Regions from separate parts of the Homo sapiens genome. Here all the other regions are linked to region 3. The links are chromatin contacts, found by Hi-C or POLR2A ChIA-PET in ENCODE. All regions are on one chromosome and are shown on one strand. The core of a region is the stretch at or near the end of the contact, and the rest is flanking DNA. Distances in the headings are between cores, read along the strand shown. Region 1 has its middle 36 kb from the start of CCDC80. Region 2 holds the start of ZBTB20-AS5 (ZBTB20 antisense RNA 5). Region 3 holds the start of SIDT1 (SID1 transmembrane family member 1). Region 4 has its middle 24 kb from the start of ZNF80. Region 5 overlaps ZBTB20 (zinc finger and BTB domain containing 20). Region 6 holds the start of CCDC191 (coiled-coil domain containing 191).

Region 1 (4,470 bases), core at 562-3,061, 860 kb before region 3:
CCCCTCTATGCGGCCTCAACTCCCCAGGACCAGAGAGGGAATGTGCCTTTCCCATCCTCTCCTTGTCTCTGAATAATAGGTGATATTTATTTAAGGTACTCATACTGAAGCCTCCATTTGTAATTGTTCAGATCCCTCTGGAAATAATTTTTAAAAACATAAAATTGTACAAAGTTCCCTGGTGGAAAAAAAAACATATCAGGTACTTAATTGCTTAAAATAAATCTTTATTGAATAGATGAAAGCAATAACTTCTGGCATGCAGAGTAGAAACAGAAGCAGTATGATTCTCAGGAGAAGTGAAGTGTCAAAGGAGGACCTGGAGATCGCAAGGGAAGAGGGAGTGGTGTTGTTGGGGGAGCCCGGCACGGAGCGTGATTTGCTCCTTGGAAAGTCAGAGGTGATGGGTGTTTCTCATCTGGGCAGAGAAACAAACACAAGGAGTCAGGATCTGCGGCTTCCTGGGTGGAAACAGGGCCAGACAAGACAGTTCAGACGGGACTAGAAAAGGAAGCAGAGGGGAAGCAATTGGCAAAAGGTTTTCCAATAGTCAGAGATGGTAACAAGCTGGTCCCAGATGCTTGGACCCAAATACTTAGAGCAATAAGTTGACTTCATAAGGTAAATTGTAAACTAGACAGTGCTGAGCCATATCTAATTTATACTTTAGGTGTCCTCATGATTTTCTAGAAAAAAATTACTATAAATTTTAATTATTTTGGTTATTTTCCAGTTTTCTTCAATGTTTCTTGTTAAATTTTAATTTGAATCTCTTTTCCTAAAGCCACCTTGTAAATGAGTCTTTATTTTGAGATTTTTTTTTTCTTCCATTTATTTGCTGAATTTAATCAATACTCTTCATTTCTTCCTGGCTGGCTTTTGTTTGTTTATTTTTTGGTCCACTTGGGTTTTTGTTTTTCAATTTTTCATTCACTTCAAATACAGGTAAGTAAGGCTTGAAAGAGATGGGTATTTGTAGAAGCCACAGCCTGGCAGAGAAAGGAGCATCTGCAAAGGCACTGAGGCAGGAGCAAACCTATCTTATTTGAGCAAAATTAAGAAAATCCGCATGGCTGGATTAGAAGAGCAATGGGATTATTTTTATTATGTGTCGGGCACTGTCTTAGGGGCTTTAAAAATATTAACTCATTTTGTTCTCAAAACAACACTACGAACAGGATACGATTTTTAGCCTCATTTCACCAATGAGGAAGTGAGGCACAGACCAGTTAAGTAATTTACTCAAAAACACACAGAAAATAGAGCCACAGAATAGTCTGGTTCCATCTTTTATACTAGGAGAAGGAGGAAAAGAAAGAGGAGGAGATGGAGAGGAAAGTGGAAGGGGAAGGAGAGGAAGAGGACAGGGAAGACTAGGACAGGTGAAAGGTAACAGGGTACCTCAGCAGGTAGGTCTCACAGAGCATTTCTGGGACTCTCACTTTTACTCTGAGTGAGATGGAACATCATGGGAAGATTTTAATCAAGGAAGTGACATAATTTGATTTACATTGGAAAAGGATCCCTCTGGCTGCTGGGTTGAAAACAGACTGTAAAAGAGAAAATGATGGAAGCAGGAAGACCAGCAAGGAAGCTATTAAAGTAACACAGGGTGTCAGATCAGCTGATATTCACAAATTCGGATTTTTCATGCAAAAAAAACCTCATCTTTGTGTTTCTTTAAACATATTGGCAACTAATTCAAGCCTTTGTAAAATACTGTGACTGCTCATTAAAAGACATGTTGACAGACACCACCCCCTCACCCGTAACACACACACACACATGCGCGCCCTCTCCTCTTGCATGACTCCTCTCTCAGGGCTGAGCTGTTTTTCTGAGGGTGCCACAATGAATCAGCTGCTTAGTCATCTCTGGAGTGCGGGAGCTAGCAGAACAGCAAAGAGGCATTACAAACCCAATAGCGGGTTTCACTTCCTTGAGCAGTATTTATTCTGCTCTCTACCTCATGCTGCCCAAACTGTTGGAGAGGCCCTATCCACTCTCCCTGCCTTTTCAGCCCTTATTCTCCCAAATGCAGCCACAGAGGAGGTAAGAGAGACAATCCTGGTTGGTGGCAGACATTATCCTAGTATCATTTTTCCTGCCCCTGGAGACCTGAGATGCTGAGTTATAAATGCCCCCTTCACATTTGAAACTATATTTTGCAAGCCCTAGGAAGGCAGCTGTGCAAAGCTTGCAAGGAGGACAGAAGTGTGCAAACTTTTTTTTATCCCCTCCTTAATAAAATCATACAAATTGATGCAGGTGAACCCGCTAGCCACCAGTGGATATCTGATATCAGTCTGAAAATTTTAGACCTGATTTCTGAGGTGTGCATGAGCTTTGGCCTTTGTTTTAATAACCAAGGGCTGAGATTCTCTTTGAGAAGAAGGTCCCCTCCCATTCTCTATGCATTTTTTATTTGTATAAATTTAAAGGGTACAAGCGAAATTTCGTTACATGCATGTATTGCACAGTGGTGAAGTCATGGCTTTTACTGGATTTGTTATCTGAAAAATGTACTTTGTACCAATTAAGTAATTTCTCATAATCTCCCCACCTTCTGTGCCCCCACCCTTCCAAGTCTCTAGTGTCTATCATTCCACACTCTTTGCCCATGTGTACACATTATATAGCTCCCACTTATAAGTGAAAACATGCAGTATTTGACTTTCTGTTTCTGAGTTGTTTCACTTAAGGCAATGGCCTCCAGTTCCATCCATGTCACCGCAGAACACATTATTTCATTCTTTTTTATGGCTGAATAGTATTCCATTGTGTTTATATACCACATTTTCTTTATCCTATTATCCATTGACAGGACACTTAGGTTGATTCCATATCTTTGCTGTTGGCCACACATTTTTTTAGATGTGGTTACTACAGCAACACACTTGTCAGGTCAGCCTTGGGAAGACAGCAATAACTTCTGTCAGGATACAGAAACAAATTTATCTTCTTAGTAGCTGGCCAGATAATTTCCTAAGGGAGAAAGGGCTTTGATAGCAATGAGGTGGGTAAAAGACATAGCCTTGGTCTTAAGTGAAGAAGGAAAGTAGACGGAAGACTGGGACCAAGCACTGCAGAGGAAATGTGAAGAGTGATGGGAGTCTGGCTGGAGAAGTGGGGGAAGTCGGGGGAGGCTTAGAGAAATAGGTAGCTGCAGGAGGTGGGGGACTGAGCAGAGCATTGGGAGATGTGACTCTTTCCTATGAATCTCCAGATCACCACTAAAATTACCAAAAAATCTTTGCTGCAAAAACTGGTGAAGGGCCTTGGGTATTAAGGTTGGCCTGGGGCAGAAACAGAGTCACCTGCACAAATAAGGGAAAGGGTCAGGTCTAGGCTGAATTACTTGACACAGGCAGTTAAGTATTATACACAGAGTCAGGATGCAGTTGCAGGACAGGTATGGAGCCAGAGCTAAAGTATTTATCACTCCAAACTCAGTTCCGGGTGATTATTTCTGGCCCTCATTCAGCCTTCCTCTCTGGCTCTCTGGAGGTCTCCTTCCTAGTCTAGTATTTCTAATTCAAGACAGCAAGCACAGTTTAACAATTAAATGAGGGTTTTGTCTCACGTGAGGTAGTGAGTGTAGTTGTCAAGAATGATTTAAATCCTGACTTTGCCACTTTTACAAGTGAGTACTTGGTTAAGTCCATCGGTTTTCCAATTATGAAATGGTCTAATAGGGTTATCTATCTCACAGGGATGTTGTGAATGTTAAATAACTAACACATATAAAGTATCTAATATTATGCCTAGTACATGGCAATATTTTAGTAAATATGCCTACGTATTATTACTTAATACTGGGAGAAAAAAGGGAGTTTAGCCACAATACCAAAACTTCCTTTTCTGTTCACTGAGTATATTTTTTAAAATTTCTATTTGTAGTCATAGTTTTATTTTTTAAATGTTGTGTTATTGAGGTATAATTGACATATAATAAACTATACATACTTAAAGTATCAGTTTGATGAATTTTGAGGCTGTATCTGTATCTATCCATGAAACCATCACCACAATCAAGAGAGTGAACACATATATCATCCCCCAAAATTTCCTTGGGCCCTATCTTAGTCTTTTGGGGCTGCTATAACAAAATATCATAAACTAGGTAGCTTATAAACAACAGAAATGTATTCCTCACAGTTCTTGAGGCTGTACAAGATCAAGGCACTGGCAGATTCATTGTCTGGTGACAGCTCTCTCTCTGCTTCAAAGGTGGAGCCTTCTTGTATCCCCACAAGGTGGAAGGGGCAAATGAGCTCCCATGGGCCTATCTTATAAGGGGAACAATCTTCTTCATGAGGGCTCCTCCCTCATGACCTCATCACCTCCCAAAAGGGCCCACCTCCTAATGCCATCACCTTCGGGGGTTTGGGCTTCAGCGTATAAATTTGGGGGGAACACAAACATTCAGACCATAGGTATCCCCTTGGGAGTCCCTCCCTCCCAGTTTTC
Region 2 (4,549 bases), core at 1,336-3,835, 920 kb after region 3:
CATTTTACCATCTATCACCAAACCCTGAACAGCTCACAGATCTCACAGATCTTATTTAAATCTCTTACTTAATTCTTAAGTCTCTGAATGAATTTCAGCTCCTGCTCTACTTTCCAAGGGTGCTCAGCTGGCCTCACAAAAGCTCCACAGACACATCGTTCACTATCTCTGATGCTTTCAAGCTTAACAGAGGATGCCAAAAAAAAAAAAAAAATCAACGATTAAAAAAAGTTTATTAAAGTGAAACTAGGAGTGCAAATTTGAAGAAGTTGCTTCTACTTTTATTTCTCTCTCAACTCAGCACAGGTGTTTCCTAACTTATACTGCTGTGCATGCTGATGAAGGGGAGGGTTAAATTAAGGTGAGGGAGTGGGCCAAGGGCAGACCAACAAGCATATAGGATCTCCAGCCTCATGTGTTAATGGATGTGTTTAAAAATGGACCCCCCAAAAAGCCTAGAATGAGGTTTCTTTTTGGCAAATAATTAAACCAGTATACTGAAATAATTAAAGCTTTGTCTTTAAATAAAGCATCAGATCAACAGAACAAAAACAAAGATAAAAATTGCACACACATATGCATGTGCGCACACACGCTATGACACACACAGATACGCAAAACTAGTGGGTGAGGGGAGAAGGAAATTAAATAAAAGAAAACAAACAGAGTCCTAACAGGCCATTCTCCGAAAAGGAATCTAAATAAAAAGTCATATGATATCTGATAGTGCAGGACACGTCGCCAAGAACTGGAGCGGATTGCCTACAGGAAGAAAGGGCCAGTGTATTCCAGCTCAAAGAGCTTTTCTTTCCTCCTCCTCTATTTTTTTTCCCTTTTCTCCTCGACTGTGAATGTGTCACTCTCAGGTCAGATCCACGAAGAATCCCAGAATGACAGCTATCACCTGTCACTGTACTCTTGGCGGCACAACTAGCTGATAGGAGCTGCCTGAGTTGGGATCAAGAAGAGCTAGTGCAGCTTTCAGTAACAGCCTGTTATCCCAGTCCCTCTGCCCCTTTCAAAGATCCCCTTGGTCACATCAAAAACAGACCAAAAAGAAAAAGAAAAAAGAAAAAAAAGGGGGGGTACCAAATGAAAAATTAAAAATGCAGGGACAACAGCCCACAGCAACAAAAGAATTCAGGGAGAAAAAATAGAACACAAGCAAAAAGGAAAAAAGCAAAACCAAAACAACTCTTGTCTTCAATATAAAACTTTTTAAAGACTGAGTTTCTCTTATTTGGATGACATTCTTTTTAAAAGTATTTTTCTCCTTAAGCACTATTAAAAGCATTAAAAAATTCTACAAAAATACAGAAAAGTCTGAAAGCAATTCAAGAATATTCCTAAAGAAAACATGTAAGTGTAAGAAGTGAGTTACCCTGGAAAATTCTGGATTTGCCAAAAGTTCCCCTACTTCTAATATCTTTCAGTGAGTTCAAGTGCTAACACTGGCCACCTAGTACTTGTTTTTTATCTGAGGATCATTACTGAGGCAACACATACATAGTAAGGTTTCCCGAAAAGACTCCTTGTTATCAAGTTACTTCAAACATAAGGCACTCACACCTCCCAGCCAGGAGGGTTTTTTGATGAGCATCACACTCTGCCCTGATATGTATTACACCCTTAAGAAGCAGTTACATAAATGCATTCTATAATTATGGAAAATGTATATATCTATATTTTCCCCTACATTTTCCCTCCCCAGGGATATGAATAGATTTTATTTTCAGTTAATAGAAAAAAAAAGAAAAGAGTTTCTGATTCTTGAAACAACTGTTGTAGCTGTTTTCTACTTAGCAAAACAGTTATCTGTAGTTAGGAATGGTACATAATATATATTTAAGGATTTTTGTAGAGCTTGAGAATTGTTCCCCTTGTTTAGTTTCGTGTCTATAATGTACCTTAAAAAGATTTCTAAGTGACAATCAACATATAAATGCATTAAGAGGAGAACTTTAAGAAAGAAAACATTATCTTGGGTTTACAAATCCAGGATATTAGCATAAAGATATAAATGTACAGCATATATAAAAGATAAAATTGTTTACTACATTTTACACATACAGCTCACATCTGATTTCTTTTTGCTTTTGTTGGAGCATTAATTTGAAAATGATAAGCATTCTGAAATGTTTGCTACAACACAAATTCATGGTAAAAATATACATGCATAGGCAAAAATTGAAATGGAGAACACAAAGCTACGTGGCAATCAGAATCGTTGACAAAATCTCCATCTAGACTATATTTTGCATGAACTAGTGTATCATAGAAGGGGCAAGAAATCTCTCTGGGGGTTTTGTCATTTACATAATTAGAAACAAAAATAAAATACAAATATCTGCTCCCTTACTACCTTTTCTTAATAACTGACAAGTGACACAAGTGGTACCTTTTAAACAGATGGATGCAAAAACTTGTGAGATCGAATGAACTGATGTACCCCATTGGTATTTTGGGAACCCAAATTCCATAATTAACTTTTTACCCAAGTGGCAAAAGTAGAAGATGTTCTAGTCACCAAATTGATTATTTGATGGACTTTTGTTCTTTCTTCCACAAGATTTTGGCGACCCAGAAAGGGTAAAGACATGATAAGAGAAGATGCATCCTGAACAACTTTTATTGTGAGTAGAAAAAAAATAGCATAAAGTGAGCATAAGAACAGTTGGATTTGGAAAGATTAAAAGAGGAGAAAAGAGCAACATATGCAACTTAACTAGTCTTTTTCTTTTTAATTTTTTCATGTACATATATGTATATATTGGGATGATGGGGAGAAAAGATAACTGGATTTCTTTTGAATGTCTTTGTGTCTTTATAGAGTGAATGTTCTGTTCCTGTCTCTTTCTTTTTAGGCGAAAAACTAATAAAAATAGAAAAACATATATCAGACATTAAGCTCACTCCCCCCCCCCCCACCCTTCCCTTTGTAAAGAACTCTTTGTTCTCTAGTGAAAATGCTGAAAAATCCCCGGGCAGCTACTCCCTGAAACAAGTGCAAAACACTTAGAGGCTTTTGGGCTGGCTGGGAGCCAGAAACCCTCCCGCTGTCTGGTTAGAAGAGGAAAAAAAGAAGAGAGAGGGAGAGGGAGAGAGGGGAAGAGGGATGGGGGGCAGAGAGAGAGGAAGAGAGAGAGGAAGAGAGAGGAAAAGAGAAGGGAGAGAGAGAGAGAGAGAGAGAGAGAGAGAGAGAGAAATTGGAGCTTCCTTTAATAGACATAGGAAGCAGCGTTTTTTTCTTTCTTTTTTTTCAAAACTGGCGGTCAAGCGTTAAGTAACTCCCGTCTAAATCCACCTGCTAGAAATGAACTTGGGTAACCCCCCAGGGGTGCACAAAGACAGGGAAGACAGTAACATACTCCATACTCTTTCCCACCCCCCGTTGTACTGCTTCCATTCTTTCTGCTCTCATACACAAATGCCCACAGCTTCTCACGCCGCCCCTCTTACCCCCCAACAACAAACACAGCAAAATACATGCTCCCTCGGTCTCCTAAAAAAAAAAAAAGGCTTTTCCATCTCGGTTGCGACACAGTGATAAGGGGTAGCGAACATCTCATACCTGGTGTGAATGCTAATCAGTCAGGAGTTCTCCTTTTCCCAAGACAGGGAACTGTTTCCTTCCAAATTTATTAGAACCTCCTCCACTGCCTCTTTGAAAAACCTTCTTTGTCACCCTCTCCCAAGTCCCGATACTTCTTTAAAAAAAAAATGGCTTCGGAGCTCCTTCTATTCTTGATATTGATTCTCTCTCTCTCCCCCCACCCCTCCTCCTCTCTCCTGTCTGTGTCTCTTCTGAGTGGTCTATTGATAAGTCCCTGGAGGCACTGGGTCAGCCTGCCCGTAGGAAACCAGACACAATGCACAAATCTCCGAGTGCCATTCTGCCATCAGCAAGCAGACCACGTTTAGGAGAGAGAGAGAGGAAAAAAAAACAGTAGAGCAAGAGACAGAGAGAGAGAGAGAGAGAGAGAGACACCAACCGAGGGAGGGAGAGAGAGACTGAGAGAGAGGAAGAGAGAGGGGGAAGAGAGAGAGGGGGGGGAGAGAGAGAGAGAGAGGGAGAGAGAGGAGAGACGGAGAGAGAGAGTGTGTGAGAAAAAGACTGATTGGAACAGGAGGGAGAGAGAGAGAAAAGGAGAAGGAGAGAGAGCGCGAGAGGGAGAGCGGCACTGCCAGTCAGGTTAATCATCCCTACTTTAATTAGCTGTTCGGCTTAGACATAAAACAATTGAATTTGAATGATCTGTCAGCAGGCTCGGCTGAACCAAAGGGGAAAAGCGAATATTACAAAAAGACTGTTGGTGTGTTCTGATAAGCAATACTGCTCGTACTGACAAATCCTCAAAGGGGGAACTATTAAAACTTACAACTAAACAAAAAGTGCAAATACAAATGGCACTAGATAGAGGTCTTTAAAAAATGGAGTTTTCTCCTCTAGTTTTATGAACCATAGATATTTATGTGCAGGTGCCAACATATTAGGGGTTTTCGTGTAATGTGTGAAAGTTTATTAACGATGGTCTAGGAGTGTAGCAGA
Region 3 (4,107 bases), core at 1,491-3,990:
TGGACTGGTTGCTGCTAAAGTGTTTTTGTTTCCTGAGCTGATTGCTGCAGAAACTGTGGGTCAGAGTTAGTTGTATTGCTATTTATGGTCTGGCCATTGCCCACTTGCATATTTAGTCTCTCACAGTAGAATCCTGACATTGTAGATATTAAAAAAAAAAAACTGCCTTTAAAATCAAAACAATTGAACTCATGGAGAAAGAGAGTAGAAGGATGGTTACCAGAGGCTGGGAAGGGTAGTGGGAGAGCTGGGGGAGGAAGGTGGGGATGGATAATGGATACCAAAAAATGGAATGAATAAGGTGTAGTATTTGATTGCACAACAGGCTATAGTCAATAATAATTTAATTGTAAATTTAAAAATCACTAAAAGAGTATAATTGGGTTGTTTGTAACATTATGGATAAATGCTTGAGGTGATGGATATCTCGTTTTCCATGATGTGATTATTATGCATTGCATGCCTGTATCAAAATATCTCATATACTCCATACATATATACACCTACTAAGTACCCACAAAAATTTAAAATAAAATTCCTTTTAAAAATAAAGAAAAAAACCACCTACCTAATGGACCACATTTTATTTTTTAGCTATTGAACTAGCAGTCACACCATAACAGTATTTGTTCATTCAACACTTTAAACTTTTTAATGTACTTTCAAATACATCATTCTCCCTTTTATCCTTACAACAACCTTGTGATCCTGAGAGGTTAATTACTTGAGGTCACTGAATGACTTTTGGCTAGAATAAGGATTAGATAATATTACAGAGTGACTTGTAATATATAACTCAAATTGTTAGGTATAGATAATCCATACAAATGGCTTTAAAATAAATATTTTGGGTTTCATGCTATGATGAAGGATCTGTTCCATTTGCTTCCAATTTAGTTGCGTAAAGTTGAGATAAAATCTTGAAGGAAGGGTCATAGCACCATTTAAATACCCACAGGTCTGTCATGTGGAAGAAGTATTAGGTTTATTCCTATGACTCCAGAGGGCAGAACTAGTACAAGTGAGTAGAAGACAGGCAGATTTCAACTAAGAATATGAAATGTCTTTCTAATAATGAGACACTTGCCCCCAAAAGAAGGTGTTGACTTGTGAAAGAACCAGTTCCTCATCTCTTATAGTGTTTAAAAAGAACGCCATAATAGAACTCCATAATCCTAGAGACTCCTTTAACTGGTCACACCAGCTAACCTCCAGGACCTTCGTAGATTTCAAGTTTATGAAATGTTGTTGAACTTTGAAAAGAGGCACAGATATTTTGAATACAACAGTTTAAAGTCATTCAAATTCTGGATGAAATTATTTCGTTATGCTCCTCAAAAACAGTGAGTTCTATTTGAAGTTTTACCCCCAGACTCTCCTTTGAATTAGTATTTTTGCCCATATACCCATATATTTTCAAGAAATTTCTTTCTTTCCTTCCTTCCTTCCTTCCTTCCTTTCTTCCTTCCTTCTTCCTTCCTTCCTTTCTTCCTTTTGAGATAGGGTCCTGCTCTGTCATCCAAGCTGGGGTGCAGTGGGGTGTTCACGGCTCATTGCAGCCTCGACCTCCCGGACTCAAGCAGTCCTCCCAACTCAACTCCCAAGTAGCTAGGACGACAGGCATGCACCACCACGCCCAGCTATTTTTGTATTTTTTGTAGAGATGGGGTTTCATCATGTTGCCCAGACTTGTCATGAACACATGGCCTCAAGCTAGCCCACCTCCCACTTCAGCCTCCCAAAGTGCTGGGATTACAGGCATGAGCCACTGCACCTGGCCAAGAACATTCAAAACTTTAAAACTGAAAATTGTCCTAATAAGGAGTCTACTAACTTAATCTTCCATCAGCATTGTTTTCTGATTTCACAGAAAACTTTACAACAAATGTATTGCATTCATTCTTGATGTTTTAAGAAATTAAAGGAATTAGACAAGGTAAAAACAAAAACAAATCTATCTCTTTAAAGATGGCAAGGACTAGGATTTTAATCTGTAATCTTAAATTTTTGAAAAAGATCTTTTCCTTCTTAATGACTTCTTTTTAAATGGTCCTTCAGGTTGAACACAATTACATTCTTTTATAGTATACAGTAATGAAGCTGAAATAAAACAGTGAGTTCTCTTCCACACGTAAATTGTGATTGTTCAATGTTCTGCAAGGTCTTCTGATGGCCCCATTCTCACCCTGCTCCTTACCTGCCTCTTTAACTCTTTAAATCTAATCCCCTAATTTTTATCAGAAAAGTATTTCCTTTTTACGATAGGCTGTGGTTTCTGCCTTTAAAAAAACAATCCTGGGGTTTCTCTCAGAATCTGGAAGAAGTCATTGCAATGGTAAAGTAGGTAAGAGGCTGGGGTGGAAAGAAATGCCTTCTGCATAAATCTAGTTAGTCTGAGTCGTTTTTTGACAACTTCCGGGACCAGACTTCAGGCAGTGCTGGAAATTGTTCTCTTTACCATATCTTTTTTTTTTTAACTGTACATATTTACATACATACACATATGGTGAGGGAGAGAACGTGATGACGTGAGACTCTCCATGGAGAGTAGGAGGTAATAAAGAAATAAAACAGGTGTCTGAGGAGAGGTTCTATTAGAGAGGGGAGAATAGAGAGTAATTATCGTTCAGACAGGCAAGAGTTCTCTGCAGGTAGCAGCCTGGGAAAGCGAACTCGCGCACCCTCTTGGGGGACGGGCTCTTTTGCTTTCTATTTCTTCTCCTGCAGCCAGGGTGCACACGTATTTGAAACAGACCGAATTTCCTCCTCGATGTGGCGTCAGGTTGACTTTTCGAGACTAGCGGGTATTTCTTTTTAATGACTCCAATGCCTTTTTATTATTGCTGTTATTGAGGTTGAGGGAGAAGAGATCGGTCTAAATTCTGGCTGGGTAAGTGGGGGGATTCTCGGCGATGAGAAACGGGGGACTTAGAAGCCGGAGGAAAATCAGCAGCCCCACATCTCCACTTCTCCAGTCCGCCCTACTCTCCACCCGTGACCTCCAGTGGAGACCCCAGGCGGCAGCATCAGTATTTGATCGGCCCTTCGTCAGCACGCTGCCAGCCCTGGCCGGCTGGGTTCGCCAGGCATCACCCGCTCGGCTCTGAAGCGGACGCCTGGCCCTGCACCGGGCTTTGGAAGGACCCTCTCTGCGCTCGCCCCCTCCCCAGGGTGGCTCCGCTTTCGAGCCCGGGCGCGGTGCCCACCATGCGCGGCTGCCTGCGGCTCGCGCTGCTCTGCGCGCTGCCCTGGCTCCTGCTGGCGGCGTCGCCCGGGCACCCGGCGAAATCCCCCAGGCAGCCCCCGGCACCGCGCCGCGACCCCTTCGACGCTGCCAGGGGCGCCGATTTCGATCATGTCTACAGCGGGGTGGTGAACCTCAGCACCGAGAACATCTACTCTTTCAACTACACCAGCCAGCCCGACCAGGTAAGACACTCGCTCCCCTCGCTCGACTCCTAGAACTTGCCAGATCTCAGAGCCCCGTCGCTGCTTTGGAGTCCCCTGGGAATTGACCTTGGGAGACTTCGGGGACCAGGGGACTTTCTTTCCCTTTCTCCTCCGAAGCAATCGCTGCCCTGCCCTAGCTGCCTCAACACGCCTCGGGGACAACTCTGCTTCGCCTCGCGCCTCTCCTGGCCTGGTCAAGGGCATTGCTGGGCTTTGCAGAGGCACCAGTTCCCCGCACCGTCTGCGGGTCCTGGGTCCCTGCTGGGTCTTTCTCCAGGAAAGTCCTGATTTCTAGGGTTGCGGGGTGTGGTGTGGAGTGCGAAGAAGAACCGCACCTCGGTTCCTAATCCCCTGCAGGGAAGAAACCTAATTTCAAGTGGCTGATTCAGCCAGACCCTTCTATTTCATAGCGCATGGGGAGGGAGAACTGCTCAGAATCTAAAATGGAAATTGTGTGAAAATGGACGGAAGCTGCAGAACCTCTGTGCATTCAACAGTCACTTCCTGCGTTTTTGTGCCATTGTCACACGTTGTGCTTCAGAGACGCCAGAAGACCTGGGCAAAGACGTGAGAACTGCAGCCATCAGCTGATCAATCCAGGTTTTGATTTTAAATAAGGATGGATAATTGTGTGAAAGTTCTAGACCTATTTTTGAC
Region 4 (4,285 bases), core at 1,579-4,078, 680 kb after region 3:
TGATCAGCCACTGCACACAGAGCCAGGAATGGAACTTCCAGGCTGCCCGTTTTCACTTGGTACCAGAAAGGTAGGTTGGAGGTGAGGAGTGTCAGAATTGCCCCTCTCTTGGTCTCCTGTATGAAAAATAGAATAGCTTTTTTATAATGAAAGTATAATTGACCTACAGTAAAATGCAGACACTAAGTGCACAGGCTAATCAGTTTTGATAAATGCAGACATGCATATAACCTACATCTGATCAAGATGTAGAACATTTCCATCACTCTGGAAACATTTCCATCACTTCATATCCCTTGTCAATCAACTACCCCTCCCTCTCTGTTCTGCTAGCAACCTCTGTTCTGATTTCTGTCCCATATATTTGGAGAACTTATTTAAGAAATTTCTGTTTCGGTCACCTGCAGTAAGGGCCAAGCGAACAGCAGCGACTTTGTCATTCCTTTTGGTTGCCATGGTCAGGCTGGAGCCAGTCTACATGTGAGCCAGTTGGATGGGTCTGCCAGCTGTCACTGAACAGAGGCAGAGTCTCTGTGACAACAGCGCCCTTATGCATTCTAACAGGTAGTGAGTGTCATTTAAGCAGCTTCGAGACCTTGCCTGAGGTTCTTGTTCACTTGCACATAGCATACCAATGGAATCAAGTTAATGTTGACATAAAAAAGATGTCAGCTCCATCCCAATCTACCTCTGTGAAGAGCAGGTATAATCCCGTAAACATCTATTCTGGGGGCTCCCCTTGGGAGAGAGACCCTCCCCTGCACACAGGCTTGGGAAGACTGAGTCATGCTTTAGAGCCCATTAGCCAACATCTTCTTCAATAGCAATCGCCACTACTCCCTTTTATTTGTAGTTACTCTATGGTAACTCTGTGGAGATGACGTGCATGTGGGGGCCACTGCCCTTTGTGGAAGGAATTAGATTTGAGGAATTGGACTATCGATAGAAGGTGGCTGGGCAAGTGACGAATCAGAGTCAGGAGATGGTTCTGAGGAAAGAGACCTGGCTGCCCAGTACTGTGCCCCGTATCTGAGCCCCATTTCTAGTCAGGAAAGGTCTTTCATGGGGTGGGGCCAGCCAGGATGGTCCAGCCTACTTGCATCCTCCCCCAATTGGCATTCTAGGCAATTTCTTGAAAGGACATTCCTTGTCTTCTTCTCACACGGCTTGAGTGAGTACACTTTGTGCTAGGAGCAAGATCCAGCCCATCCCAGGCTGAGATCTCTTTCTGTCCTGGTTAGGAACAGGGGCCAAGAGAGGCTGCCATGGGAAACACATGGCTCAGCCTGAGATGAGCATTCTCAGCAGACTCTTACTTCCATTACAAGCAGCAGTAGTAGGAAGCAATGTTTTTGGAGAGCGTCCACTGCACTCTCCTTGGTCTTGCCAGTGAAGTGCAGGGGCGGGGACCAGCTCACCTTCACATTCCTGGCCATGAAGGTGAGAATGGATCCAGACAATAATGTGTTTTCATTTGTGGTTGCTTATCTTTTGTCTCCAACTGGCAAGCTGGAATGATGTTGGCACCACACGACAACAGCAGGGAGTCACAGCCTTTTCATAAATGCATGGAGAAATGAGGCATCAGCAGGTACAGGTTACAGTGACTCAGGTGGGGCACAGGAATTTCATGATTTTAAAAAAGGATTCCAGATTCTTCTGTTCTCCTTGCCAAAGGCTAGTCAATTTTCCCAGTTGCTTCTCTATTGCCCCCATCTTATTCAAAACTGCACAAATTCAAATGACCCCACTTCATCTAGACAAAAACGTAAAAAGAAAAGACAGTCAATCAAGATTCTGCTTGATTAACATCTTGGGAGAAGGCTAACATGAGTCTTCAGGGATGAAAATAAATGGCTCTGAGCCTGGGCTGTGGTCATAAACCTGACCTTGTCACTGCCTAAGCGAGGAAAGCAATGGAGGAAATTAGAGCTCTCGTTCCAGTGTGATTACAATTGTACCCTTAACAGGACATGACAATGTTTTTTGGCATTCAATTATGTTTTGCTATGCGTGCATGCATACACTCACACACTCACACACGCAGAGCTAGAATTGAAATCATCTCAAGTGAGAATTCTTGTGATGCATTTAAGGGGCCTGCATTTGACAAGTTGCTACCTAGTTATGGACTAAAATCTCACCAGGCACCCCCATAGCTTATCGCCTGTCATTTCAAAACAAAGACATCCTGCTTCCCCTTTCTGTGTCACACCTCATCGACTCATTCTCAGCAGACTCTTACTTTCATTACAAGCTCGGTGCCACCTCCCGGACTTTCATCAGATGAAAACTTGAAAGAAAAAAAAAACCCATTCCATGTTTTGACTTGGACTCTAGGTGTTGTTATTCTCTCAGTCCAGCTTGAGAAAAAAAAAAAAAAAAAGCCCACCCCACGAGGGGGCAGGCCTGCTTTCCTGTCTCCTGCCACCACACAGTCTCTGAAGTGTGTGAAGAAGAGAGGAAGAGACAATTAACACTCAGCACCAATCTGCATTTCCTTTTTAGCTGCCATTTACACGCTGCTCAGGTTTTGAAAACCAGCATTTCATGCTACTCCCTAGAGAGCCAGCACCAGCTTCAGCAGGATCCATCTGCACAGCACTCACATTGCTGAAATCTTCAGCCAACCCAGAATTCATTTATTTATTTTTTGAAAAAAAATGAGAGAGAGGAAGTGAGAGAGTACGAGTGAGAGAGCAAGCAAGCGGGTGAAAATAATAGATTAGAATCTGGTAATATTTAATGCGCACGCTTGACCAATCCCTGCGCTGGTCCAGGCAGGGGTGAGTCAGTGGAGTTTTTCTTTGATCATCTTCTAGATTAGTGTGAGCAGCGAGCGAATGAGCAAGAGCGTGTGACAACAGAGGATGACAGGCTGTGAGGTTCGAAGCAGGAAGGACACACTCCATAAGTCTCGGCACTGCTCATCAGCCCATGTGTCAGCACGCTCTTGCTGATGGGAGCAGCGGGGAGAAACGCCATACTGGGAAGTCACTGCTGGTGTGGGACAAGTTACAAGATGCTTCTGGGGGAGGAAAATGTGTATCATCAACTCCTCAGGTCTGGCCAACTTGCTTTATTTCCTTTAGCCCCCAAAGGGTGGAGCATTGAAGCATAATAGCTTCAATAAGCTTTGTTATTTTAACATTATTATTTTTTAAACTGAATTCACCACCACAGGAGGTCACAGAGTCAATGGTCACAGCTGGCTTTTAAAAAAGGGTTGAGTCACTTTGTGATTGATAAAACAGACTCAGCCTGAGATGAGGGCAATCAGGTTTCCTGCTTGAAGGCATCAGTTGATCACTACAGGGGTCGGAAAGAAGTGTTTTTCTTACGCAAGTTCTGGCATAATAGTCTAGGTGAATGCAAAAAAAAAAAAAGTTAGTCTTTTGATTTGTTTGTTTTTGTTTCTAAGAGAGAGCAGAGCTAAAAAGCCCATCCTTACCTCAGTAGACCAATGAGTGGTCTGATTCCATCTGGCTCTGCTGCTCAGATGGCAGTTGTGATGATAGTCATGCTACAGACACATTTACCAACTAAGCAGTGCAGACAGTACTCTGCATTGGCCCAGATTTACCTAGGAACAAGCACAGGTGTGCTCAGATAAGGAAAATACCTTAGGTCAGGAGGTGGGGTGAGCACATGGTTGTTAAAATAGAATTTAGTGAGTTAAAAAAAAAACCAGCAAACCAACACAAGACTCATAAGTACCCTATAGTATCTGCGGATGCCGTTACACGTCAAGTTAAACCACATCTTCTCAGGATACAGGGGTGTTTTGCAGCTCTCACATTAACACAGATGTGTAACGTGGGTTTCTCAGCCTATCAGAGATGGGGCAAGATAGGGTTATAATAAACAGCTTTTGTTTTTTTTGGCTCTGCCCTTACTAGGGGAGACTTCCAACCTTACCAATTCTCAAATAGTTCTTGGAGTCCCTGGTGAGAAGGATGCCCCTCTTCCACCATTCTGACTTAATGACACTGGAGCCACACTGCATGGGTTCAAATCCCAAACTCATTCCTCCACTCAAAATGTATTTAAGGGAGTGCCCACTGTGAACTTGACATTATTCTAGATGCTGAGGAAAGAGCCATTCCACATTTTCCTGTAATTTTGGTTCTAGTGAAGGTGTAGAAATGCAAATAAATAAACAAGTAAATGTATAATATTTCAGATAGAATATTATAGAGATGCTGTGGAGGGAACAAAAGCCTACTTGAGATGTCTTCAACAGAAGACAAGAAGAATGAGAGAGAGAGTAAGAACAACCATTTTA
Region 5 (4,017 bases), core at 887-3,386, 810 kb after region 3:
ATTACAGAGTTGTTTGTGTTGGAAGATTTTCCCTCGTTTGCTGCACAGTTTTTGTAAATAAAATGCTGACAGGAAAATTAGAAGGAAAATTAAATTAAAATGTAATGTAATTTTGAAACTAAAATACGCTCTCCTTTCTTCTTTTTAAAACTGTAGTTTGGTGTTTTGCTTTGTTTAAAGATTTGCTTTCCCCTAAGTATGTTAAAATATGCCCAGCAATGAAATCACTTTGGGAGTTTCAGCTAGGTTTAAGAATTCCTATATTTGAGCTGGAATCCCTTCAGGACACTGTCTATAATGAAAATGTCTCTATTATAACACCTTGATCAGGACCGAGGAGAGAAATCCCTACTAGGAAGAGAGAGTGGCATCTGGTATGATGCAATAGATTGGTGGTCTTTTGAATGGTGGCTGTTGGCATCTGGGAATTTTTTTGTTAATTTCCCTAAAACCTTTCGAAGAAGCAAGGGTTAATTCGTCATCTAAAGAATGATCATCTTATTCAGCCCTCTTAACCATGGTGGAAACAGTCAGAAGGTGATATTTGGAAGGAAAAAAGTAATTTTGGCATCAATGCATCTTGATCTATAACAGGCTTCTCATAATGATGCTCTTTGTAGTTGGGAAGGGTGAGGAGCTATGGCAGAGTTTTGTGAACTCCTCTTCCTGGCTGATCACAAAAGAAAAGACCCCATTTATCAAGACTTCTAGACTATTAGTGTTTCACTAAGAAAAAAAGTAAAGTCAATAGAAATTCTAGAATTGTAAGATCTCAATGAAATTTTGGAGAAGCAAGCAATCTCTTTCTGAAAGATAAAGTCTCTTCCATGAAAAAGAACAGAATTCTAGATGAATCAGTTGAAAAAATTATTCAGTGGGGCAACTTAAGCTTGCTAAAGTCAAAGAACTACATATCAAAATACAAAGCAGCAATTCAAATTACAGCAGGGATGGGCTGGCCACAGAGGCCCTCATCAACCCAGGCAATACTTAAAATAATAAAAATTAAGAAAAATTAAAAAAAATATGAAGAAAATATCCTTCCTCTCTTTCAAATATAACTTTAGTTGCCTTTTATTCTTTCTATCTGGAAGCAGTATCGCTAACCTTAACAGTCTTGACTTACCAAAAAATATATATATGTGTGTGAAATAAAATAAAAGAGAAGGAATTGGTGGCAGTGTATGCAAAACCAAAATGAAAAAAATTACTTTTAACAATTTCACTTTTTTTGTTTTTTTTTTTACACAAATACTGTTGTAAATATATTAAAAAAATCAGCATTCTATCTGGTAAACGTCACTTTTGCCCCTCTATAAAATTTTGAATTAAAAAAGCCTCAAGAACTTTTTATTGTTCCCCCCACCCTCCATTTCTTTTTCTTTTTCTCTTCCACAAGAATATATCCTGACACTTTTTTTTTTTTTGCAAAGATTGTTGGAAATAATCCTTCTCTTGTACCTAGAAACATAGGTGCAAATTTCTGATATCTTTGTTTTATCTGCATTCCTGCCTTTCATGAAAGTCCCTCTTGATTGTGCTGAGGCTGTGGCTCAGCGAAGACACTGAATAAATACGATAGCCACTGTTGCTTGTTGCTTGTCCAAGTCTTCCTGGCTTCTGCTGCAAGAGGGGGATATGGAGAAGGTGGGCCAGGGTGTGTGGACCCGGGCAGAATCTGGGGAAGAAGCCTGCCATTCGTCTTTCTTTCCCACACCACCGAACCCACTGCCCTTCCCACCCCCACAGCCCTTTTATGAAATCAGACAACGTGGTAGGTGGAAAACAGCAGGGCCTTTCCTCTGGGTTTTCAACCAGAAGTGATATTCCACAGTTTTAACTGGTTACTGTGAAGTCCAAGCGGCCAGAATTGTGAAAATGTCCACTGAAACACTGCAAGCGGTGTACTTAAAGACAGTAGGCCTTTTAGATTTTGTTATATATTTTTTGTAGTGCTCTTCACAAGTGGAAATTTTTTTTTTTTTTTTACTTTTTTTTAAAAGATTTTTTTGTAAAGAAGGGTTGTATTTAGAGGCCAGTAGCTAGAGATCCAACCAGTGGACCTCTTGAAGCACTACCAGGCCTTAAGGCCACCATCCGAGGGAGACTGGGAAAACTATTATTCACCCAAGCCTCCGGAAATGTAATGTACCAGCAGGCAAAAAACAGTTCTTCATGTAGTACAAAATGAAACGAAACAAAAACAAAAACAGAAAGTAAAAATGAAACCAAAACATTTCTTAAATTCTAGTGCCATAGCTTTTTTGTTTGTTTGTTTTTTGTTGTTGTTTTGTTTTGTTCATAAGAAAGAGAGAAAGATACTACTTATCCGTCAGACACATGCATCCTCATGTGGTCGTTGAACTGCTCGATTTGGTCAAACTTTGCTGGGCAGACGGAGCAGACGTAAGTGGTCCCCTCCGTGCAGGCCACCACGCCTGGGGGGCCAGCGCGGGCACCTGGGGGTGTGCCTGCAGGGGGGGTCCCATTGCTGGCACTGTGCAGGGCCACGTGTCGCTCCAGGAGGGTCTTGTGAGAGAACTTCTTTTTGCAGATGTAGCACTCGTAGGACTTCTCTCCCCGGTGGAGGCGCATGTGCACGTTGAGGGAGCTCTTCTGGGTGAAGCGCTTGTTGCAGATACTACACTGGTATGCCCTCACTCCTGTGTGTGTCACCATGTGCTTGATAAGGTAATCCTTTAAGGAGAAGGAGCGCCAACAGATGCTGCATTGGTGGGGCTTCTCACCTGTTGATGTAGGAAGAGACAGCAAGCAGGACAGAGCGAGACATAGCAAGGGATAGAGAATGAAGGACAGGAAAAACAAGACAACAAAAAAGAAAAATAAAACAATTAAAAAATAAAATTTGATTGCTTAATGGATCATCCTCGTTTGGAAAAATCCAGGCCCTCCTAGCCTCTCATGTGCAGAGAAATTTTGCTTTATGGTGATGCCAGGACAGTTTTGTTTTCCATTTCCCTGTGCCATAAAACGGCTTTCTTGGAAAGCTACCAGATATTCCCCACTAAAAGTCTTCAAGGTCACTCCGTGGAAAAGGGAGGGCTACTTTTGAAGGGGGTCACTTTCAGTGTCCTGATTAGGGGATTTAGTGTTTCCCATTAACATTATCAAACAAATAGAAGAAATAAGAGAGAAGAAAGATCGTTGGAGACATGGGGTGCTCTAGAATCCTTGAGAACTAAGGATATTGGTCACTATAGCTTGGTTCCTTGGGGTAAGTCCCCACTTCTAGTAGTCTAAGAAATACACCTATGTGTTGATTGTGAGTTTGGAAAATATTTGCCAACACAGGAATACGTTATTTTGAAGAGCTATACTTTCAAGTTTATCTATTTTAGACAGAAATCTTTCTAAAATATAACTTAAGGGTTAATTGCCTGTTCTCTATTGACTGTAGTGAGCTGCAGATTGGCCTCATCGGGTGTAGAGGCTGAGTAGGCGGTGGGCAACATGATGATATCAGACTCAAATGATCCTATTCAAATCTGGGCACCAACACACTACACTCCACTCTGACAAATCACCAAATGCCTCTGAGGTATACAGTCCTACTTACCTCATTGTGCTGGTGTTGACATAAAATACATATGAAATCACTTTGCAGACCACCAAGAGCAGTGTGGGAATACATGCATGGTATTCTTATTACAAGGATACCTCCCACCCCCATTAAATGCTTCCATATGCCTTTTGAACTCTTGGGTCAATTTTTAAAATAGTTTTCCTGCGTCCTCCTTTGCTCTCAGCCTGTTGGCGGAAACCCTTGTTTTTCCTCAGTTTACTGCTTTGGTTTGGCTTAGAAACCAAATGATCAAGTTTGTTACAAACAGTAAGGTAAATAATAATACTCAGTGCATGAGGTATTCTTAAAGTCCATGGGTCCGTGACATCTCTTTAAGATGATTACTTAAAGACTTGTTTTCTTTGTGCTGTTTGTTCTCAGCTCTGCTCCTGACAGGTGAGATGAACTGCGTGTTTGGTCCATCTCTACCACCT
Region 6 (4,537 bases), core at 11-2,510, 520 kb after region 3:
AGCAGCAAAAATCCTTCCTTTTGGAGTCCTAAGAAATTATTCTAAATTTTTACCTTTCATCATCAAGTCCATATCTATATCCTATCTTGGATCCAATACATTATGCAACTGATGTATTGAAATAGCAGCAGCCTCAGTTTCCAAGTCTCCCTGATGCTTCAGTCTGTGCCCTCTAGTATCTAGGGCAACATATTTGTCATGTGGAATATGTCCAATGCATTTAGCTGGTAAATTTAGAATAAATCGCAAGAACAATCGCCTGGGGCCCTCAAAAAGGCCACATACATCTACAGAATATTATTTAGGAAAGTATAACTTAAGGGTGAAAACAGCTGGTGAAACTGCTCTGTAGCTGAAAGCTGAGAAGCTTCTCCATTTTAGTACTCTCATTTAGATTTTAAGCATCTTTTTGGGGACTGTTAAAAAGGTAGTCTGTGGAAAGCACACGGTGCAACTGTGACTTTGCACATGTCACATATGTTTCAAGTTTAAAATGGGGTTATTATTTTTTTCTTATCTTCAGGTGCTAATGCATCCAAATGGGTGATAGATACGGAGAGAATCTATTTTTTGAAAGTTGGTTGAATTTAGAAATTACTATGTGAATCAAGTATTAATGTATTCAATATCCATTTGCACTCCTGAGTTTATTTAGATACTTTACGTAAAAGTGAAGGGGCAGGAATATAGGCAGGGTATTTAATGTGAAGCTCTCTCCCGTTAATAAAGATCAATTACCCCAAGATTTGCAAAAAAAAAAAAAGAGAGAGAAAAAGAAAGAAATGTGCGAGAAGTTTCCTAAAATTTAAGGTAGGGGGAACGGAGTTTGCAAACTCCTTTCACCCCGATGGGCATTAGCAGACACCTCCGGTTTTAGAAAAGCGTTACAAACAGTTCTTCCACGATGCTGCCCACCAAAGCCGTAATGTGCCCAGACCCCAGAGCTCCTAGAGCATTTCACTCAGGGTAATGCTGGCTTTGGGGCGGTCAAGGCAGGGGCGTGTCAGCTCAGGATGAAGAGGCAGGAAGCACAGACGGGCCGCGACTGGCTTCCTGACTGCGCCGCGCCTTGGGAAAGTCCCCGCCCTCCAAAGCTCTCGATTGGGATCACCTTGGGACTCGGCTTCCTTGTGAACCGTTTCCAGCGATTCAGCCCCATCCTTTTCTTTGAGAAGGACCTTCCCTGAGGCGCCAGGAGCATTTTCCAAGTTCGAGCCCGAACCTCGGCCAAAGCTGCAGCAACCGCCCTTCTGCCCGGGCTGCCTCCGGGTCACGCTGGGAATTGTAGTTCCTCCGCCCGCAAGGAAAGCAGGCATAGGACACCGTCGAACCACCACTCCCACGAGGCTCTGCGCAGGCCGCTCGCGTTGGCTCAGTTACCATAGCAACGGCAGAGGTCCCTCGCTCTTGCCGTCATCAAGGCTCGCTTGAATGTCGGCTTTGCTTTTTTTCTGGCGCCCAGTGATGACGCAGTACTCCCTGATTGGCTCTGCACTGGAGGCAGTGATTTTGGGGCAGAGAATTTTGCAACACGTGGTAGTGAACTGTGAGGAGTTTGAGGGGTCTGAAGACTGAAAGAGTCGAATGGTTTGTTGGCAGGTAAGTGCCCCTTTGCCCTGCTGGTGTGGGAGCTGCTAGAGATGGATGAGTCACGTCGCGTCCAGACGCTTCCTGGTTGTGTTGCAGTAACGGTGATTGTACTCCCGCCATGTCTCCTCTGCTTCCCTTTTCAGGGTGTCCTGGTGGATTGGTTTCTGTAAGTTCAGATTCTCATAAATCGTGTGAGCGTCGCCGACACCTCTGAGATAAAAGGGCCCCTTTCGACTAGCCTCTGCTGAAAGGTAGAGTTTTCAGGAAGTTTTTATTCCGAACTGCCCATGGGAGGGTGGGACCGTCTTCAATCTCTGAGCCAGGTGCCTAGGGAGGTCTGGGGCCATGGAGATGGCCCATGGAGCAAAGATAAATCCAGGCTTATTGGCTTAGCCGAGGTGTTTCCAGAGACAGCCCATTTAGGGGTGATAAATGGGCTTATAAAGCAGAGTAAAGATTTAGAACAGGAGTTTTGAATTCAACTACTTTGTGGCTATATGACCCTAGGCAACTTGTTTAATAACTCAGAGACCCTGTTTTCTCATGCAAAATGGGGACGATAATACCTGAATCACTGGAGTGTTGTAATGATTAAAAATAAATGTATGTGAAGCATTCTGCCAGGAAATGTAAACTAAAGTTGATTTGAAATTGGTGAAAATGAAGTTAGGGAAGCTATGCCCTCGGACTGTTGCAGCGATCCTAGGACCAGCTCTGTAACTGGTCTGTCTGAAAGGCGGTTGAATAAATTGTGCTCATACAAACTATGCAGTACCACGAAGTAGTTTTTTTCAAAAGGGTAAGTTAGCTTTATGTCTCTTCTTCAGGAAAGACGTCTAATGTTTATTCTTGAGAGAAAAGCAAATTGCAGAGAAGTGCATATATTATAGTATAATATGTTTCCATTTTTGTAAAAGCAAACCCTGACCAAAACACTCCCTCCCATATGCAAGTATGTTTAAATATTTGTATGAGAATGGAGAAAGATTGCAGAGACTGGGAGGATGGATTAGAGGCGGGAGGGAGAAAGGGAAAAGAAGAAGAACACTATAGCAAAATGGAAACTAAGATTATAATGTGCTTGTGTACCAGATGGAACTTCTAATAAGCTCCCAGCCTATTAGAGTACAGCGCTGAAAACTAGACTTCAATAATTAAAGTCCTTGCTCTGCCACTTACCAGCTGGGGATTTTATCAGCCTCAGTTTATCATACATAAAATGCAGATAATAATGGTATCTATATTATGCATTTGATCTGAGGATTAATGGAGTGAATATATAAAGAACAGTGCTTAATACATAGTAAATACCCGATAAATGTTAGTTGCTATTATTGTCTTTCTATATGTGAAATTAATTTAACTTTTATTGTGATTACTGACATTTGGAATTCTACCATCTTATTTTGTGTTTTCTATTTCTTTTTTTTGGTCTCTTTTCCTTTCTTGCCTTTTATTAGGTTAATTCATTTTTCTTTATCTTCCCACTTCCCTCTCCAGTGAGTTTGGAAATTATGCATTCTGTCATTAATCGTTTAACAGTTACTTCTGAATTTTTAACACACATACTCAACAAAGTTTAACGTCGTCGTTATCTCTTTCCCCCTACCAAATGGTGTAACGATTTCCGAATGCCTTGGAAAAATCTTCATTTACTGTTTTCTAGAATTGTAGCGTTCTTCATTTCTTTTTTTTGAGACGGCATCTTGCTTTGTTACCCAGGCTGGACTGCAGTGGCATGATTTTGGCTCACTGCAACCTCTGCCTCCTGGGTTCAAGTGATTCTCCTGTCTCAGCCTCCGGAGTAGCTGGTATTACAGGCATGTGCTGCTACACCTGGCTGATTTTTGTGTTTTTAGTAGAGACGGTTTCACCATGTTGGCCTGGCTGGTCTCGAACTCCTGACCTTAGGTGTTCCTCCCACTTCGGACTCCCAGAGTGCTGGGATTACAGGCGTGAGCCACCGTGCCCGGCCAGCGTTCTTCATTTCTGTGTGTCATTTCTGAGTCAGCTCAATGCACCACATTGTTTAAAAGTCCTTCAGTCATTTTTCTATGCATATACTATGATTATAGAAAGTGTACATGTGTGGGAGAGAGGGGTAAGAGATGCTGATGTGTACTTATATATACAGCTTTCCTTTCACAAAAAATATGACCATCTTTTGCCTTAGGAAATTTTGGACATTTCCATGGCAGTATGTAGAGAATCCAGCTAGGAAACATTTAAAAATCCATTCTCTCCTGATAAATGAAGAGTGGAGGTGGTGGGTCGCACTGGAAGTGTTAGGACAGGTACGGTGTTGCCAGAAGTGCAGGGAATCTTTGTTAGTCCTTGTAAAGGTACAGATCCACTGACAGCCTGTCATTTGTCTTTACACTCTTAAGGGTTTTTCCTTAAGACTTTCTCAGGAATGCCATCTGTGACACCAGAAATATTAGAGCAGACCCACAACAAGTGAAAAGGGAAGGGATCATGATAAAGGCAAATAAAAACTAGTTAGTATTTTGGAGACTGTTGATCTGTTTCTTGAACTTTCCTTGGCAAAAAAGGAAATAATCACTCTCAAAGCATGTTTTTAAAAATATGTACATGAATATGTGTATGTGTGTGTACTATTTTATTACTTCATAGTAACAATTTATTGTATTTGAGCCTCTAGAAAAGAAGTGTAATTATAAAAAACATTTACCATAACCTGAACAATGAATGAAGAAAGGAAGACTTGGTTCTTCTAGCTCTGGACAAAATTCCATTTTTTTAAAAAAAATATTGATTTCCAGCTGAAGTATAGTACATCTCTGATGTTTTCCTCAGATTTTAAAATATTTGCATTCATCCCCACAAAACAGAATCACTGACCATGGCAGTTTATTTTAATACTTTTTCTTAAACCCAGTCATCTGCTTTTGCTTCCTTATTTTTCTCTTCGTTAATATGTTGAGTT

The links. Hi-C counts contacts between places; a loop is a spot of excess contacts on that map. ChIA-PET counts read pairs that join two places held with the same protein, here RNA polymerase II (POLR2A). Pooled maps may share reads with other maps.
Region 1: a loop to region 3 is called in a pooled map, with 4 times the contacts of the local background. The contact joins the enhancer-like site here to the promoter of SIDT1 in region 3. A Hi-C loop is called at or near these places in 1 of 37 single-sample maps with no recorded cell type and 8 of 50 pooled maps. POLR2A ChIA-PET finds 5 or more read pairs at or near these places in 1 of 52 experiments (activated B cell).
Region 2: a loop to region 3 is called in a map with no recorded cell type, with 4 times the contacts of the local background. The contact joins the promoter of ZBTB20-AS5 here to the promoter of SIDT1 in region 3. A Hi-C loop is called at or near these places in 6 of 37 single-sample maps with no recorded cell type and 5 of 50 pooled maps. POLR2A ChIA-PET finds 5 or more read pairs at or near these places in 2 of 52 experiments (B cell and GM10248).
Region 4: a map of B cell shows a loop between it and region 3 (7-fold over the local background). The contact joins the enhancer-like site here to the promoter of SIDT1 in region 3. A Hi-C loop is called at or near these places in 6 of 168 maps with a recorded cell type or tissue (B cell, CD8-positive, alpha-beta T cell, OCI-LY7 and 1 more), 1 of 37 single-sample maps with no recorded cell type and 10 of 50 pooled maps. POLR2A ChIA-PET finds 5 or more read pairs at or near these places in 2 of 52 experiments (activated CD4-positive, alpha-beta T cell and activated CD8-positive, alpha-beta T cell).
Region 5: a map of CD4-positive, alpha-beta memory T cell shows a loop between it and region 3 (8-fold over the local background). The contact joins the enhancer-like site here to the promoter of SIDT1 in region 3. A Hi-C loop is called at or near these places in 1 of 168 maps with a recorded cell type or tissue (CD4-positive, alpha-beta memory T cell) and 4 of 50 pooled maps.
Region 6: a map of CD4-positive, alpha-beta T cell shows a loop between it and region 3 (3-fold over the local background). The contact joins the promoter of CCDC191 here to the promoter of SIDT1 in region 3. A Hi-C loop is called at or near these places in 4 of 168 maps with a recorded cell type or tissue (CD4-positive, alpha-beta T cell, CD8-positive, alpha-beta T cell and naive thymus-derived CD4-positive, alpha-beta T cell) and 11 of 50 pooled maps.

What each region holds. Positions count from the first base shown.
Region 1 is chr3:112,675,125-112,679,594 of GRCh38, forward strand. No RefSeq gene overlaps it. Among named protein-coding and RNA genes, the nearest start is that of CCDC80, 36 kb to the left of the region's middle. Within about 2 kb of position 1,812, at least 14 of the 41 ENCODE cell types and tissues checked have a DNase peak (open chromatin) inside an H3K27ac peak, as active enhancers do.
Region 2 is chr3:114,451,008-114,455,556 of GRCh38, forward strand. It overlaps ZBTB20-AS5 (ZBTB20 antisense RNA 5), which reads left to right and starts at 2,586. Exons shown (of 3, transcript NR_121661.1): 1 at 2,586-2,633. The region is part of intron 7 of ZBTB20 (zinc finger and BTB domain containing 20); the gene reads right to left.
Region 3 is chr3:113,529,815-113,533,921 of GRCh38, forward strand. It overlaps SIDT1 (SID1 transmembrane family member 1), which reads left to right and starts at 2,741. Exons shown (of 25, transcript NM_017699.3): 1 at 2,741-3,429. The coding sequence starts at 3,208. RefSeq lists enhancers at 2,133-2,352, 2,373-2,562, 2,703-3,032, 3,503-3,632 and a silencer at 3,303-3,352.
Region 4 is chr3:114,211,488-114,215,772 of GRCh38, forward strand. No RefSeq gene overlaps it. Among named protein-coding and RNA genes, the nearest start is that of ZNF80, 24 kb to the right of the region's middle. RefSeq lists an enhancer at 2,249-2,922. Within about 2 kb of position 2,829, at least 12 of the 41 ENCODE cell types and tissues checked have a DNase peak (open chromatin) inside an H3K27ac peak, as active enhancers do; they include B cell, CD8-positive, alpha-beta T cell and OCI-LY7, where a contact is called at or near this core.
Region 5 is chr3:114,336,680-114,340,696 of GRCh38, forward strand. ZBTB20 (zinc finger and BTB domain containing 20) reads right to left here. Exons shown (of 12, transcript NM_001348800.3): 12 at 1-2,747. The coding sequence ends at 2,326. Among named protein-coding and RNA genes, the nearest start is that of ZBTB20-AS1, 13 kb to the right of the region's middle. Within about 2 kb of position 2,137, at least 2 of the 41 ENCODE cell types and tissues checked have a DNase peak (open chromatin) inside an H3K27ac peak, as active enhancers do.
Region 6 is chr3:114,055,266-114,059,802 of GRCh38, forward strand. CCDC191 (coiled-coil domain containing 191) reads right to left here and starts at 1,261. Exons shown (of 17, transcript NM_020817.2): 1 at 1,112-1,261. The coding sequence starts at 1,201. QTRT2 (queuine tRNA-ribosyltransferase accessory subunit 2) reads left to right here and starts at 1,472. Exons shown (of 10, transcript NM_024638.4): 1 at 1,472-1,599; 2 at 1,734-1,841. RefSeq lists enhancers at 1,003-1,412, 3,521-4,020.